Linked DNA regions of Homo sapiens: region 2 is linked to region 1. The links are chromatin contacts, found by Hi-C or POLR2A ChIA-PET in ENCODE. All regions are on one chromosome and are shown on one strand. Each heading gives the region's core, a stretch centred on a gene start or an enhancer-like site at or near the end of the contact. The rest is flanking DNA. Distances are from core to core; before and after follow the strand shown.

Evidence for each region. A loop is a pair of places that touch in the nucleus more often than their neighbours do. ChIA-PET counts read pairs that join two places held with the same protein, here RNA polymerase II (POLR2A). Pooled maps may share reads with other maps.
Region 2: a loop to region 1 is called in a map with no recorded cell type, with 11 times the contacts of the local background. The contact joins the enhancer-like site here to the promoter of EEF2 in region 1. A Hi-C loop is called at or near these places in 1 of 37 single-sample maps with no recorded cell type and 1 of 50 pooled maps. POLR2A ChIA-PET finds 5 or more read pairs at or near these places in 1 of 52 experiments (activated CD4-positive, alpha-beta T cell).

The regions. Positions count from the first base shown.
Region 1 is chr19:3,982,134-3,989,459 of GRCh38, forward strand. EEF2 (eukaryotic translation elongation factor 2) reads right to left here and starts at 3,330. Exons shown (of 15, transcript NM_001961.4): 1 at 3,245-3,330; 2 at 2,003-2,217; 3 at 977-1,158; 4 at 674-885; 5 at 113-291. The coding sequence starts at 3,247. SNORD37 (small nucleolar RNA, C/D box 37) reads right to left here and starts at 439; the gene lies at 374-439. RefSeq lists enhancers at 1-191, 1,896-2,747, 2,041-2,260, 3,516-3,565, 5,582-6,083 and 1 more and a silencer at 3,126-3,235.
Region 2 is chr19:6,797,955-6,805,280 of GRCh38, forward strand. The region is part of intron 1 of VAV1 (vav guanine nucleotide exchange factor 1); the gene reads left to right. Among named protein-coding and RNA genes, the nearest start is that of VAV1, 29 kb to the left of the region's middle. RefSeq lists enhancers at 3,758-4,278, 4,069-4,138, 5,021-5,240. Within about 2 kb of position 3,062, at least 27 of the 41 ENCODE cell types and tissues checked have a DNase peak (open chromatin) inside an H3K27ac peak, as active enhancers do.

The DNA of each region.
Region 1 (7,326 bases), core at 2,080-4,579:
TGGGCAAGACCTGGTGGGCTTGAGCCACGCTGTGAATAGCACACCACGCCCCTACGTCGCTGCCACTACCCCCAGGTGTCAGGAATCCCCCACCATATCCCGCGGGGCTCACCTGTCACCCCACAGCTTCTTCATCATGTCCTCTACTTTCTTGGCCCGCTCGGCAGGCCCCAACTGGCCCTCCCCCTTGGCGGCGAACTTGGCCACATACATCTCGGCAAACTGCTTCAGGGTGAAGGCCCACCCGTGGAGGCCAGACCCAAAGCCCACGGTACCGAGGACAGGATCGATCTGGAAGTGTGAGAAACGAGAAGCAGCCGTGAGGGCCCCTGCGCAGAGCCTGAAGCTACGGGCTGGGCGCCTTGGGCATGGGCCTCAGACGCAGGCTTTCTTCAGTAGACATCTGGTCAAAGTGAAGAAATGATCAGTCATCACGAATAGGGGGGCCAGCCCCTCCACCACCCAGGGCAGCGTTCCCTGAGCTCGTCTCTTCCAGCTGCCCAAAGATCAAGGGCTGGGTCAAGTCGGATGAAAACATTCCAGCCCCCTTCTCTGTCACCCAACATTCCTGGCAAAAACACACTTCCAGTCCCCCTCAGCTCAACTCCACTCCCCACCGGCTCCTGCAGATCCCGCTGCGGCAAGCCCACCACCCAGCTAGGGAGGGCCGTACCATGATGTTGCCCATGGGGCCGCTCTCGCCCTCGCCGTAGGTGGAGATGATGACGTTCACGTTCTCCACGATGCGCTGGAAAGTCTGGTAGAGCTCCTCGGGCTCCAGCTGCAGCTCCAGCAGGGCGCGGTCCATCTTGTTCATCATCAGCACAGGCTTGATGCGCTCGGCAATGGCCTGCCGCAGCACTGTCTCCGTCTGCACGCACACGCCTGGGGACACGGGGGACAGGGCGGCGCTGTCATCCTCAAGCAAGGATGGCCCCCGGTTCCAGGCCGTGCCTCAGGGGGACCCACTGCTTACCTGACACGCAGTCCACCACCACCAATGCGCCATCGGTGACTCGGAGGGCAGCAGTCACCTCCGAGGAGAAGTCGACATGCCCGGGGGAGTCAATGAGGTTGATGAGGAAGCCGGCACCGTCCTTGCTCTGCTTGATGAAGTTCAAGTCATTCTCCGAGAGCTCGTAGAAGAGGGAGATGGCACTGATGGAGGGAGGGACTCGTCAGGGGGACAGGAGCCACACACCTGGCCCAGGGAGTCTGGGATGCTGTCAGAAGCCAGGCTGCTCCTCCCTCCATGACTCATCCCTGGAGAGGCTCCCACAAGAGCCAACCCACCCTTGTCCTTTGCCTCTGTCCGAGACATGCCACCCCCATGACAGGGAACTCCTGGTACCAGCCCCATAGCCAGATCCTCAGAGCCCTCCTGACCAGACATCCTGCCCCACCGACTTGGTCCCAAGATTCATCACACCTGACTCAAAGTAGCAACTAAAAGACCCAGCAGGACGGCAAAAGCCTCCAGAGACTCCGACCCTCCCCTCCTCACTTCTGCCCCTGCTCCAGGGGAAATGAAGAGCCTTAGCCAGAGTCCCTCACCAATGTACCAACCCAGGACAAAAAGCAGTTGGGGTCACCGTACTCTGCGCTCCCCCTACTCATATCGGGGCCAGAAACTGACATGGAATGAACATCATCCAGTGCAACACAGGAGCTTCCCAGCGTCCCAAGCACTAGAACACCCTCCCCTCCCAGGTGTGACAGCCAAACCTCTCCAGATATTGTAGGAGTGGGGGCAAGTCCCCCAGGGAGGGAGAACCACGGAGTTAAGCCCCCTCCTCAAGAAAACCTTCCAGCTCGCAGTACCCCGAATCCCTGTGCCTCTCCATCCTGTCTCGCTGGACTGAACCTCACTCATTCTCCCATGAATTAAGAAACCAGGGGAAAGAGACGTTGCCAAGTCTCTCCCCGCGCACCCTGGCCCAGTGGCCTCCAGCTGCCAGGCCAGCACCTCCCTGCCTGGGTACAGAGGGCACAGGGAGCTCACGTTGACTTGATGGTGATGCAACGCTCCTGCTCGTCCTTCCGGGTATCAGTGAAGCGTGTCTCCCCGGCCCGGGCCGAGGCGATGATGCCCGCCTTGCACACCAGGGAGTCTGTCAGCGTGGACTTGCCATGGTCCACGTGGGCGATGACAGACATGTTGCGGATGTTGGCCTTCTTGTCCATGATGGCGCGGATCTGGTCTACCGTGAAGTTCACCTGGGCAAGACAAGGAGGCTCAGACCAGCTCGTGATTTCCAGGAACACAGCATGGCACGGAGCGTTCAGTCCAAACGAACCAGCATGCCCAAGGCCAGGAGGGGGTTGGTGCTGGGGTGCCCCAAGCCCACCGAATCTTGCCAGCCTAACACCCCTTAAGAGCCACCCCGCAATCTCCAAGGAACCACCGTTAATAGGTGTCATTCATGATTGACAACCCAGAAATAAAAGTGCTCAGGAATAAAACTGAGTGTCAACAGATTTCCTTGATACCAGGTACAAATACTAAAGTCTCATTTGGGGCCAAACACGTAAGGGATGAATCCTCTCCTAAAGCCCCCTCCACGTTGTCACCGGGCCACCCAAACTTCCCCGAGCAAGAAGCTTCATCATAAAATGCAAGGTCACCCCTTGGCAAACGGGATCAGACAAGGCCACCCACCCCAGGAAATAACGGGGAGCCGGAACGGCCCTAACTGCCACAAGCCTACACCTCGTGTCTCAATAAGAGTCTTTGTACATCTGGGAGTCATAGGAAGGACAAGTGCCTAAGGTCGACGATTAACAGCATCAGGAGAAGGTATTTGGAAGGAAAAGGGGAGCCTTTCAGGTGTCGCTTTGCTCGTTCTGCCATTCCCTGCCGCCCCTAGTCCCCCGGCAGAAAATCGATCTCAAACTCGCGGCCCGCGGGTTACATAAGGCGCCTCCCTGTCTCCCCGCTTCCACCGCGGTGCCCGCCATTACTACGCCTGCCACATCATCATTCCCCACCCCCATCCCCGCTAACAACCCAGCTCCAACCAGGTCTGGGCAAGGTTATGGCGCCCTCGGAAACGGAGAAAGGGCTCGGTGAACAGCGCGGCGCACAGACATGGCGGCGGCCGCTTCCCCAGCCCCGGGTCCTCCGGCCCCGCCGCCGCTACGTCTCCTCCTGGCACGGGGGGCCCCAGCGTCCCAGGCTAGGCAGCGTAGGCCCCGCGGAGGCCCCGCCGCCGCTCCGGGGCACCAGCGAGGCAGGGTTACTCACCATGGTGGCGGATGGCGGTGGATTCTCCCAGGTAGAACCGAAAGAAGCGAGTCGCGCCGAGGATGGCGGCGACGACGGCGGAAGAGAACGCTGACGTCAACACTCAGCTTTTTATAGGCGGACGCCGGTTGGGCGGGTCATGTGACTGCGCTGCGAAGGCGGGGCGAAGGGACGCCGCGCAAGCGCACGGAGGCGTGTCCCCCCGCCCGTTAACCCATTCGGCGCCGGCGCGGCGCTCTAGAATAGAAGCTGGGCATCTCGGGGGCGGTGGTCGCCCTCGGTGTGCAGTGTTCAGGTGCACAAAGTAAAGAGCGCCGTTTTAGCTGAGAACGAGAACCATAGCAACGATATTAGCTTACAAGTTGTCCAGTACTTCTATTAAAACCAATTTACAAGGTGAATAGAGTCTGTGGATTATACCCAAGTCAATTTCCCTGTTTGGACATTGTTACGTAAGACGATACCCCTGGGAGAAGCCGAGGGAAAAAGGACACTCGCGACCACTATACTGTTTTTGCAACTCCTTACCTGTAATTATTTCTAAATAAAAACTTTATAAGAAGCAGGCATCGGAATCACTGATCCCACAAATGCATACTGAGCATCTATACACCAGGCATTGTTAGGGGTTTTGTAGATATAGCAGTGGACCAAACACCTTGCTAGCTTGACCACACTGCGTGTTCTTCTACCAGCTACTAGGATTTCTCTGTGCCTCAATTTCACCTGCTCGGAGGTGATCAATACCACCCTATTGTTTGGGGGAGAGTGAAACGAACTAAAGACATCTAAAAGAATTAGGACCGTGCCTGATACCCAACGCTCAATAAACGCTATCTATTTTAATTAGCTAAGATTGCTATTAATAAAACAGTTATTTATTTCAGGACTGGTTTGCCATGTCCCAGGCACCCGGCTAAGCGGTTTACTGGCACAATTTCATTTTCTATTTCATTTCCTCTCCAGGGGGAGGCGCAGGAAGACTGTTTAGCATTTGTGTCCTAATCTGACCCTAAGAAACAGTTGAATGTATTTCATATCTCATGAATTGGCATTCAATTGTGTAACTCTATCCCTTATGAAAAGCCCAACCCGCTGTTTAGCACATAGTAGGTACTCAGCATTTCTTGCATGAATGATGTTCTCACAGTGCAAATGAACCCCCTGCGGTACATCTTTCCTTAAACTCACTTTGTGAAACAGGAGAGCCACTGCAGTGCTTTTCCTGGGCTGGGAGAGGGGGAGGTGTGGATCCACAAAAAGCAATGCAAATTCCAGCCTGGACTCTAAAATAAACCTGTACACTCCTCCCCCTCACGAATGCTTCGGGCACTTTGCTTTACAAAGCGCTGTCTCAACCTTGGGTTTCATTTAACGGATGATTGCTCTTCCTATCACCATTTAACCCAGTGGAAAACTGAAAAGTATCTTCCGAAAGGATTGAGGCTCTGAAAGGCAGAGGGCGCGGCAGGGAGCAGATGGGAGCGCCCGGGGTCCCTAACCACCTACACCTGTACCTGTGACGCGTTTAGTTAAGTTGCAAGTCAAGCGCATGCGCCATTTGGGGCATGAGTTTTTAGCAGAGGGGTAGTCAGTTTCGCATTATTAATAATAAAATTCTTCAAAATTTTTAAATGCACTGAGCACCTGCTACGTGTTGCGTTTCCTATTGGGGGCTTCGCAGCCGTTTTTTCCGTGCAAAGTGGGAGCATTTCAGAGATGTAATGGAAAGGTTTTCATTAAAAGAGGTGTCAGGCGAGAGGCGGAGGTTGCAGTTAGCCGAGATCGCGCCACTGCTCTCCAGCCTGGCGACAGAGCGAGATTCCGTCTCAAAAAAATTTTTAAAAATTTTAAAAATTAAAGAGGGGTTAGGCTGCTTGCGGTGGATCACGCCTGTAATCCCAGCACTTTGGGAGGCCGAGGCAGGCAAATCACCTGAAGTCAGGAGTTCGAGACCAGCCTACCCAATATGGAGAAACCCCGTCTTTACTAAAAATAAAAAAATTAGCCCGGCGTGGTAGTGAACGCCTGAAATCCCAGCTACTTTGGAGGCTGAGGCAGGAGAACCGCTTGAACCCGAGAGGCAGAGGTTGCAGTGAGCCGAGATCACGGCACTGCATGCACTCCAGCCTGTGCGACTGAGAGTAAGACTCTGTCTCAAAAAAAAAAAAAAAAAAAAAGGAGGGGGGGCTGTTCACAGGTATCCCGGAACTTAATAAAAGAGGGGTTGAATTTCTTCTCAAGTGCATGGGTTGCTTATTGAAAAATTCTAACATCATGTAATTTAAAGAACTAGGGGGAGAGCTTAAGGGAAAAAGGGGAATTTTCAACCCCATAACTGCAGGGATGGAGCCAGGTGTTGGCAGGGAAGGATCTCTCCCACTGTCATCCCCACATCCATGAAGAGCAGAATCCTGGAGTACCACAAGCAGCCACAACCAGGTCAGCTGTAATAAGTACAATAATAAATATACGCTGGGTCTTTTAGGGTGGGGACCAATAAAAAAATTCACCTCTGCAGAGAAGCTCCGCTGCGCATGCGCCTGCTGCGGCGCCAGGAGAGCTCAGAGACCGCAGTAGCGGCCCCTGCTGACCGACAGTCGCCAGTGCAGGCCTCTCGACACTGCCTTTTTTTTTTTTTTTTTTTTTTTTTTTAAGACCAAGTCTCGCTCTGTTGCCACGCTGGAGTGCAGTGGTGCGGTCTCAGCTCACTGCAGCCTCCGCCACCCGATTCAAGCGATTCACCTGCCTCAGCCTCCCGATTAGCTGGGATTACAGGCGCCTGCCACCACACCCGGGTAATTTTTTTGTGTTTTTAGTAGAGACAGGGGTTTCACCATGTTGGCCGGGCTGGTCTTGAACCCCTGACCTCGTGATCTGCCCGCCTTGGCCTCCTAAAGCGCTGGGATTACAGGCGTGAGCCACCGCGCCCGGCCAACACTGTCTTTTAACAGTTTATTGAGCGTTTACTAGGACCTGACCTCACGGTCCTTTAAATCAAATACTTCAGCTAACCTACCCACACCCTGGGCTTCGGGTGGCCTCCTTTACGCCTGAGAAAATGGAGACTCAGATAAGTTAAGTCATTTGCCCACGTTCACAGAGCTAGTAAAGGTGCAGCCAAATCCGACTCAAGTAGTGGTTTAATCGGGAAGGAGCCCGGTCCTGCAACCGTTGTCTAGATGCATTTCAGATTTGGGAAAACGGGCCGGGCACGGTGGTTTATGCCTGTAATCCCAGCACTTTGGGAGGCAGAGGCAGGCGGATCATGAGCTCAGGAGATTGAGACCATCCTGGCCAACATGGCGAAACCTTGTCTCTACTAAAAATACAAAAAAATTAGCTGGGTGTGGTGGCACGTGCCTGTAATCCCAGCTACTCGGGAGGCTGAGGCACGAGAATCGCTTGAACCTAGGAGGTGGAGGTTGCAGCGAGCTGAGATTGTGCCACTGCACTCCAGCCTGGGTGACAGAGAGAGACTCCGTCTCAAAAAAAAAAAAAAAAAAAAAGGCCGGGCGCGGTGGGTCACGCCTGTAATCCCAGCACTTTGGGAGGCCGAGGCGGGCAGATCATGGGGTCAGGAGATCAAGACCATCCTGGCTAACATGGTGAAACCCCGTCTCTACTAAAAATACAAAAAATTAACCGGGCATGGTGGCAGGCGCCTGTAGTCCCAGCTACTCGGGAGGCTGAGGCAGGAGAATGGCGTGAACCTGGGAGGCGGAGCTTGCAGTGAGCCGAGATCGCGCCACTGCACTCCAGCCTGGGCGACAGAGCGAGACTCCATCTCAAAAAAAAAAAAAAAAAACAAAAAACGTGGTGGCTCACGCCTGTAATCCCAGCACTATGGGAGGCCAAGGCGGGCAGATCATGAGGTCAGGAGTTCGAGACCAGCCTGGCCAATATGATGAAACCCCATCTCTACTAAAAATACAAAAATTAGCTGGGCATGGTGGCAGACACCTGTAGTTCCAGCTACTCGAGAGACTGAGGCAGGAGAATTGCTGGAACCCGGGAGGTGGAGGTTGCAGTGAGCTGAGATGGCACCATTGCACTCTAGCCTGGGCAACAGACCAAGACTC
Region 2 (7,326 bases), core at 1,812-4,311, 2.8 Mb after region 1:
GCTATATTGACATACAGTAAATTACATATTTAAAATACATTGGTGGGGCGCGGTGGCTCACGCTGTAATCCCAGCACTTTGGGAGGCCGAGGTGGGCAAATCACTTGAGGCCAGGAGTTCAAGACCAGCCTAGCCAACATGGTGAGACCCTGTCTGTACTAAAAATACAGAAATTAGCCAGGCATGGTGGCACGCACCTATAATCCCAGCTACTCAGGAGGTGGAGGCAGGAGAATCGCTTGAACCTGGGAGGCGGAGGTTGCAGTGAGCGGAGATCGCATCATTGCACTCCAGCCTGGGCAACAGAGTGAGACTCTGTCTCAAAAAAAAATATATGATTTGGTAAACAATTTTTTCTTTAATTTCTAGATTTGTTTTCAGAAACGGTCTTGGCAGGGCATGGTGCCTGAAGCCTGTAATCTCGCCCCTTTGGGAAGCTGGTGTGGGAGGATTGCTTGAGTTTAGGAGATCGAGATCAGCCTGGGCAACATGGTGAGACCAGCCTCATCTCTAATAAATAATAAATAAATAAATAAATAAATAAAATAATTAGCTGGTCATAGTGGCATGTGCCTGTAGTCCCAGCTACTTGGGAGGCTGAGATGGGAGGATCATTTGAACCCAGGAAGTCGAGGCTGCAGTGAGCCAGGATTGCACCACTGCACTCCAGTCTGGGTGACAGAGTGAGACCCTGTTTCTCCCCTTCCCCCCCCCACCCAAAAGAAGGGGGAAAAAAGAAAGAATCAGGGTCTCCCTATGTTGCCCAGACTGGCCTTGAACTCCTGGACTCAAGCGATCCTCCTACCCTAGCCTCCTGAGTAGCTGGGATTACAGGTGTGTGCCACTGAACCTGGCCTGATTTGATAAATTTTGACATATGTGTGCAACTATGAACCCAGCCTTGAAATCAATGGATCATATCCATTGCCCCTCAAAGTTTCCTCCATCCCACCCCTCCCTGCCTCCCCCTCCTCCCACCTCTCATTCCCTCGTACCTCCTGATTTGCTGTTAGTCACTGTCGATTAGTTTGTATTTCCTGGAGTTTTATGTAAGTGGAATGGTACCATCTGTGGTCTTCTGTGACTGGCTGCTTTCCCTGAGCATGATGTCCTGGTTCATCCATGTTGTTGTATGTATCAGTGTACCATTCTGTTGTACGGATGCACCCCAGTTTGTTTATCCATTCATCCCTTGATGGAGGTTTTTTTGTTTGTTTCGCTTTGTTTTTTTGAGATGGAGTCTCGCTCTGTCGCCCAGGCTGGAGTGCAGTGGCGCAATCTCGGCTCACTGCAACCTCCGCCTCCCAGGTTCAAGCGATTCTTCTGCCTCAGCCTCTCGAACAGCTGGGACTACAGGTGTGCGCCACCACGCCTGGCTAATTTTTTTGTATTTTTAGTAAAGACAGGGTTTCACCATGTTGACCAGGCTGGTCTCGAACTCCTGACCTCATAATCTGCCCACCTCGGCCTCCCAAAGTGCTGGGATTACAGGCGTGAGCCACCATGCCCGGCCTATACTTTAAGTTCTGGGATACATGTGCAGAACGTGCAGGTTTGTTACATAGGTATACACGTGCCATGGTGGTTTGCTGCATCCATCAACCCATCATCTACATTAGGTATTTCTCCGAATGCTATCCCTCTCCTAACCCCCAGCCCCCGACAGGCCCCAGTGTGTGATGTTCCCCTTGGTTGAGGTTTGAATTACTGATGGCACTTTTGGCTATCATGAATCAAGTTGCTAGCTGGATATGGTGGCACATGCCTGTAGTCCTAACTCTTTGGAAGGCTGAGGCAGGAGGATTGCTTGAGCCCAGGAATTTGAGACTGCAGTGAGCTGTGATTGGGCCAGGCTGCACTCCAGCCTGGGTGACAGACTGAGACTGTCTCAAAAAAAAAAAAAAAAAAAAAAGGAAAGAAAAGAAAACAGAATCAAGCTGCTATGAACATTCTGTACAAGTCTTTGTATGGACATGTGCTTTCATTTCTCTTGAGTAAATGCCTGGTAATGGAATATATCGTATGATAGGTGCATGCTTAATGTTTTAAGAAAACTTACCAGGCCAGTCACGGCGGCTCATGCCTGTCATTCCAGCACTTTGGGGAACTGAGGCGGGAGGATTGCTGGAGCCTAGGAGTTTGAGACCAACCTGACCGACATAGTGAGGCTCTGTTTCTTAATTTTTTTTTTTAATAAGAAGAAAATGTACCAACTTTTCTTCCTTTGTGCTGGAATTGCAAGGTAAAAAAATAATAGTAATAACAAGGAAAACGTACCAACTTTTCCAAAGTGGATCTGCCATGTGATGTTCCTGCCAGCTGCTCAGCATGCTTCTCTTCTTTGCTTCACTATCTGTCTCATTTTTTTTTTTTGAGATGGGGTCTTGCTCTGTTGCCCAGGCTGGAGTGCAGTGGCATGATCTCGGCTCACTGCAACCTCTGCCTCCTGGGTTCAAGCGATTCTCCTTCCTCTGCTTTCCAAGTAGCTGGGACTACAGGCGTGTTCCACCACACCCAGCTAATTTTGTATTTTTAGCAGAGACAGGTTTCACTATATGTTGGCCAGGCGCGTCTCAAACTCCTGACCTCAAGTGATCAACCCACCTCAGCGTCCCAAAGTGCTGGGATTACAGGCATGAGCCACCACACCCAGCTTCTTTTTTTTGTTTTGTTTTGTTTTTTGTTTTTTTGAGACATCCTCGGTCTGTTGCCCAGGCTGTGCAGTGGCGTGATCTCGGCTCACTGCCACCTCCGCCTCCTGGGTTCAAGCGATTCTCCTGCCTCAGCCTCCAGAGTAGCTGGGATTACAGGCGCCTGTCACCACGCCTGGCAAATTTTTGTGTGTGTGTGTGTGTGCAGTCGGGGTTTCACCATGTTGCCCAGGCTGGTCTTGAACCCCTGACCTCAAGTGATCCGCCCGCCTCAGCCTCCCAAAGTGCTGGGATTACAGGCGTGAGCCACCGCACCCAGCCGCTCACCATCTCTTTGTCGCCTGCATGGCACCATTCTCTCCTGTACCACCCCAAAGCCTTACCAGGTGCCTCCTGCATTTAACCAGGTCCCATAGCTCTCTGTGCTTCCCGGCACACCCTCTCACCACCCTCATCATCAATTATTCACCTTGCTGACTGCTTAGTGTTTGTCTCCTGGCTGGATTACATAAGCCCTGTAAGGGCAGAGCTCTGTTTGTCTTGATCACCATTAGGTTCTGGTGCTTGGCATACAGTAGGCATTCCACACATGCTTGCTGAATTAATGCATGACCGGGTCTGGGGTGCTGGGTTTCACACCAGGCTCTACCGCAAACATTGGGTCAAGTATTTTCATTCCCGACGTACAGATGAGTCAATTGAATCAACGGAAAGCAAAATGATCCCATCCAAGCTCCCTCAACTTGCCGGGCTGGTCTGGGAGTCGAACCAGATCTGCCTGACCCTCCCACCGGTGCTGAAAAGTGGAGTGTGTGCTGGGGTGGTAGGGGATGGGGCAGAAGAGAGACGGGCTTCCTCACAGAAGGGTTTGAGGGCTAGGATGAGGCGTGCACACTCTGCACCCCTGCTTCGGAGCTTTGAAAGGGTGCACAGCACACCCGCCCTCTCTGGGAACCCTCGGGAGCTTGAGGTTGCCTGATGAAGGGGCTGATGGGTTGAACGCAAAGGGCCCCTCCACCCACCCTTTTTTCTATCTCCCCAACCAAGCCCTGGTAACAGGCATTTCCGGTTTCCGGCCGGCTCCCTGGTGCTGGGGTGGGGGTGGGGAGTTGATTGCTGCCGTCGTGCTTGGCTCTGGGTCCCCTTCTCCCAGACCCCAGAGGCCTCTGTCCCTGCACACTGCTTCCCCGAAGGAGCGTGGAAAGCCAGCCGACCTTTCTGGCTCTTTCTTCATCTTGGGCAGGGGTTTTGTTGATGGGAGGCTGGCTGGCAAATGGGGAAGAATGAACCTCAGGGTTCACCGCAGTGCGCCTGGGTGCTGATTTGCATATGGGCACGATGCCAGCACAGTGGGTGCCCGCCTCTTCCTGGAGGAAGGAAGAGGGGCACTGAGGGGGGTTGCCCCCAGCAGGGAGGAACCGTCCTCATAATGCCTCTCCTACGTTTGTTTAAAGGACCATCATTCTCAGCAAACTATAGCAAGGACAAAAAACCAAACACCGCATGTTCTCACTTATAGGTGGGAATTGAACAATGAGAACACATGGGCACAGGAAGGGGAACATCACACACAGGGGACTGTTGTGGGGTCGGGGAAGTGGGGAGGGATAACATTAGGAGATATACCTAATGCTAAATGAGGAGTTAATGGGTGCAGCACACCAACATGACACATGTATACATATGTAACAAACCTGCACGTTGTGCACATGTACCCTAAAATTTAAAGTATAATAATAATAAAATTAAAAAAAATAAAGGACCTCCTGTCCTTTGCCACTTTCTCACACTCTTCAGGCGACCAGGAAGTCCTTTCTGGTGGTCTAACTGCAGTCACTGCTGCTGTCTGATGGAGCCCCTTTCTTTAGCTGGCCCCACCGCAGCCCGGAGAGGGGATGAATCATGCCCCCTTTCCCCTCTTTGAGGCATCACATGACTGGAAGGAAGCTGTCTCCGGGTTCAGCTGATCTCCCTGAGGTCAGGAGGGAACTTCCTCCCTCGAGCCACAGACACAGCCATCTGCTCTATTGTCTCTGGTGATCTGCCTGCCCATGAGCGCCCTCATTATGCCACTCTCTAAGAGGCACCAGGAGCAGCTTAGTGTGGTTCAAAGAGGCAGTGTTGTACAGAGGTTAGAGGCACAGACTTTGGGATCCAGTGCTGGTATCTGGTTCTCCATTCCTATCTGTGTGGTCCGGGATGGGCAGTATCCCCTCTCTGAGCCTCAGTTGTTTCCTCTGTCAAAGGGAGATTTATTCATTCGACAGATTTTATTGAGCATCTACTATGTGTCAGACATGGTACTAGGTATTGAGGTCCTCTATTTACCCAAAGGAGTTGAACATTTATGTCCACACAAAAACTTACACTCAAGTCTTTGTAGCGGCTTTATTCATGATTGCTGAAACTGGGAGGCAACAAATTGTCCTTCGGTAGATGAATGCGATGTAGGGCAAGGCAAGCCCTAAATTGGGGCTCAGCCTGGGACGGTTCTTTGTTTTGCCCAGGAAAGAATTCCAGGGCGAGCTGGAGGTGTTAGACAGTAGCTTTTACTGAAGTGAAAGTGCATAGCGGCAGTTGCAGAAGTCCTGCTCCTCGCAGAGCAGGGCTACCCCACAGGCTGTGAGCCCGGAGTAATCAGGGTTGCAGTCATCTTTGTACCCACTTTAATTATATGCAAATTAAAGGGCAGATTATGCAAATTTCTAGGAAAAGGGTGGTAACTTCTGGGTTGTCGGGTCATTGCCTTGGGAAAGGAGTAGTAGCTGCTGGTGTTACCATCACAATGGCAAACTGCCATGGCACACTGGTGGGCATGTCTTATGGAAAGGTGCTTCTGCTCCAGCCCTGTTTTAGCTAGTCCTCAATTTGGTCCGTTGTCTGAGCCCCACCTCCAGAGTCAAGTTCCACCTACTTCCTCGTATGGATAAATAAGCTGTGGTGCATCCAGACAATGGAATATTATTATTATTATTAGAGATGGACTTTTGCCCTTGTTGTCCAGGCTAGAGTGCAATGGTGTGGTCTCGGCTCACTGCAACCTCTGCTTCCCAGGTCCAAGCTGTTCTCCTGCCTCAGCCTCCTGAGTAGCTGGGTTTACTGGCACCTGCCACCACACCTGGCTAATTTTTGTATTTTTAGTAGAGATGGGATTTCACCATGTTGGCCAGGCTGGCCTCAAACTCCTGACCTCAGGTGATCCAGCCACGTCGGCCTCCCAAAGTGCTGAGATTACAGGTGTGAGCCACTGCTCCCAGCGCAGACAATGGAATATTATTCAGCACTGAAGAGAGATGAGATGAGCTCTCAAGCCATGAAGAGACACGCAGGAACCCCAAATGCATATTACTAAGTGAAAGAAGCCAGTCCCAAAAGGCTACATACTATATGATACCAGCTATGTGATGTTTCAGAAAAGGCAAAACTGTAGAAGCAGTAAAAAGATCAGTAGTTGTCAGAGGTTAGTGGAAAGGGGGTATGGATAGGCAGAGCATGGAAGCTTTCCACGGCAGTGAAAATACTCTCTATGACACTATAATAGTGGATACCCATCATCATACATGTGTCCAAATCCAGAGAATGTGACGCACGGCAGGCAAGCCCCAAAGTGGGGCTTAGCCTGTGAGGCTTCTTGGTTTCACCCAAGAAGCCTCACAGGCTAAGGAAAGAATTCAAGGGTGATTCCAGTGGTAGGGTAGACGAAAACAGCTTTATTGCCGTGGCAGTGTTACAGCTCCATGACTGCTCTTGCAGGGCTACCCCACAGGCTGAGAGTAGCAGCTCAGGGCAGTTTGGCGGTCCTATTTATATTTATTTATTTATTTATTTAGAGACAGAGTCTTGCTCTGTCGCCCAGGCTGGAGTGCAGTAGTGCAATCTCAGCTCATTGCAACCTCTGCCTCCCAGGTTCAAGCAATTCTCCTGCCTCACCCTTCTGAGTAGCTGGGATTACAGGCGCGTGCCACCACGCCTGACTAACTTTTGTATTTTTAGTAGAGATGAGGTTTCGCCATGTTGGCCAGGCTGGTCTCAAATTTCCGACCTCAGGTGTTCTGCCTGCCTTGGCCTCCCAAAGTGCTGGGATTACAGGCATGAACCACTGTGCCCTTCCCATACCTCCTTTTTTTTTTTTTTTTGAGACGGAGTCTTGCTCTGTCGCACAGGCTGGAGTGCAGTGGCGCAATCTTGGCTCACTGCAAGCTCTGCCTCCCACGTTCACGCCATTCTCCTGCTTCAGCCTCCCAAGTAGCTGGGACTACAGGCGCCCGCCACCATGCCCGGCTAATTTTTTGTATTTTTAGTAGAGATGAGTTTTCACCATGTTAGCCAGGATGGTCTCGATTGCCTGACCTTCCTGAGGCGTGAACCACCCGCCTCAGCCTCCCTAAGTGCTGGGATTACAGGTGTGAGCCACCGCCCCCCGGCCCATACCTCCTTTTAATTACATGTAGAGTAAGGGGCAGTTTATGCAGAAATTTCCAGGGAAGGGGTAGTAACTTTTGGGTGATCAGGTAATTGCCATGAAAAGCGGTGGTAAGGCCGGGCGCAGCGGTTCATGCCTGTAATCCCAGCACTTTGGGAGGCCGAGGCGGATGGATCACCTACAGTCAGGAGTTCGAGACCAGCCTGGCCAACATGGTGAAACCCCGTCTCTACTAAAAATACAAAAATTAGC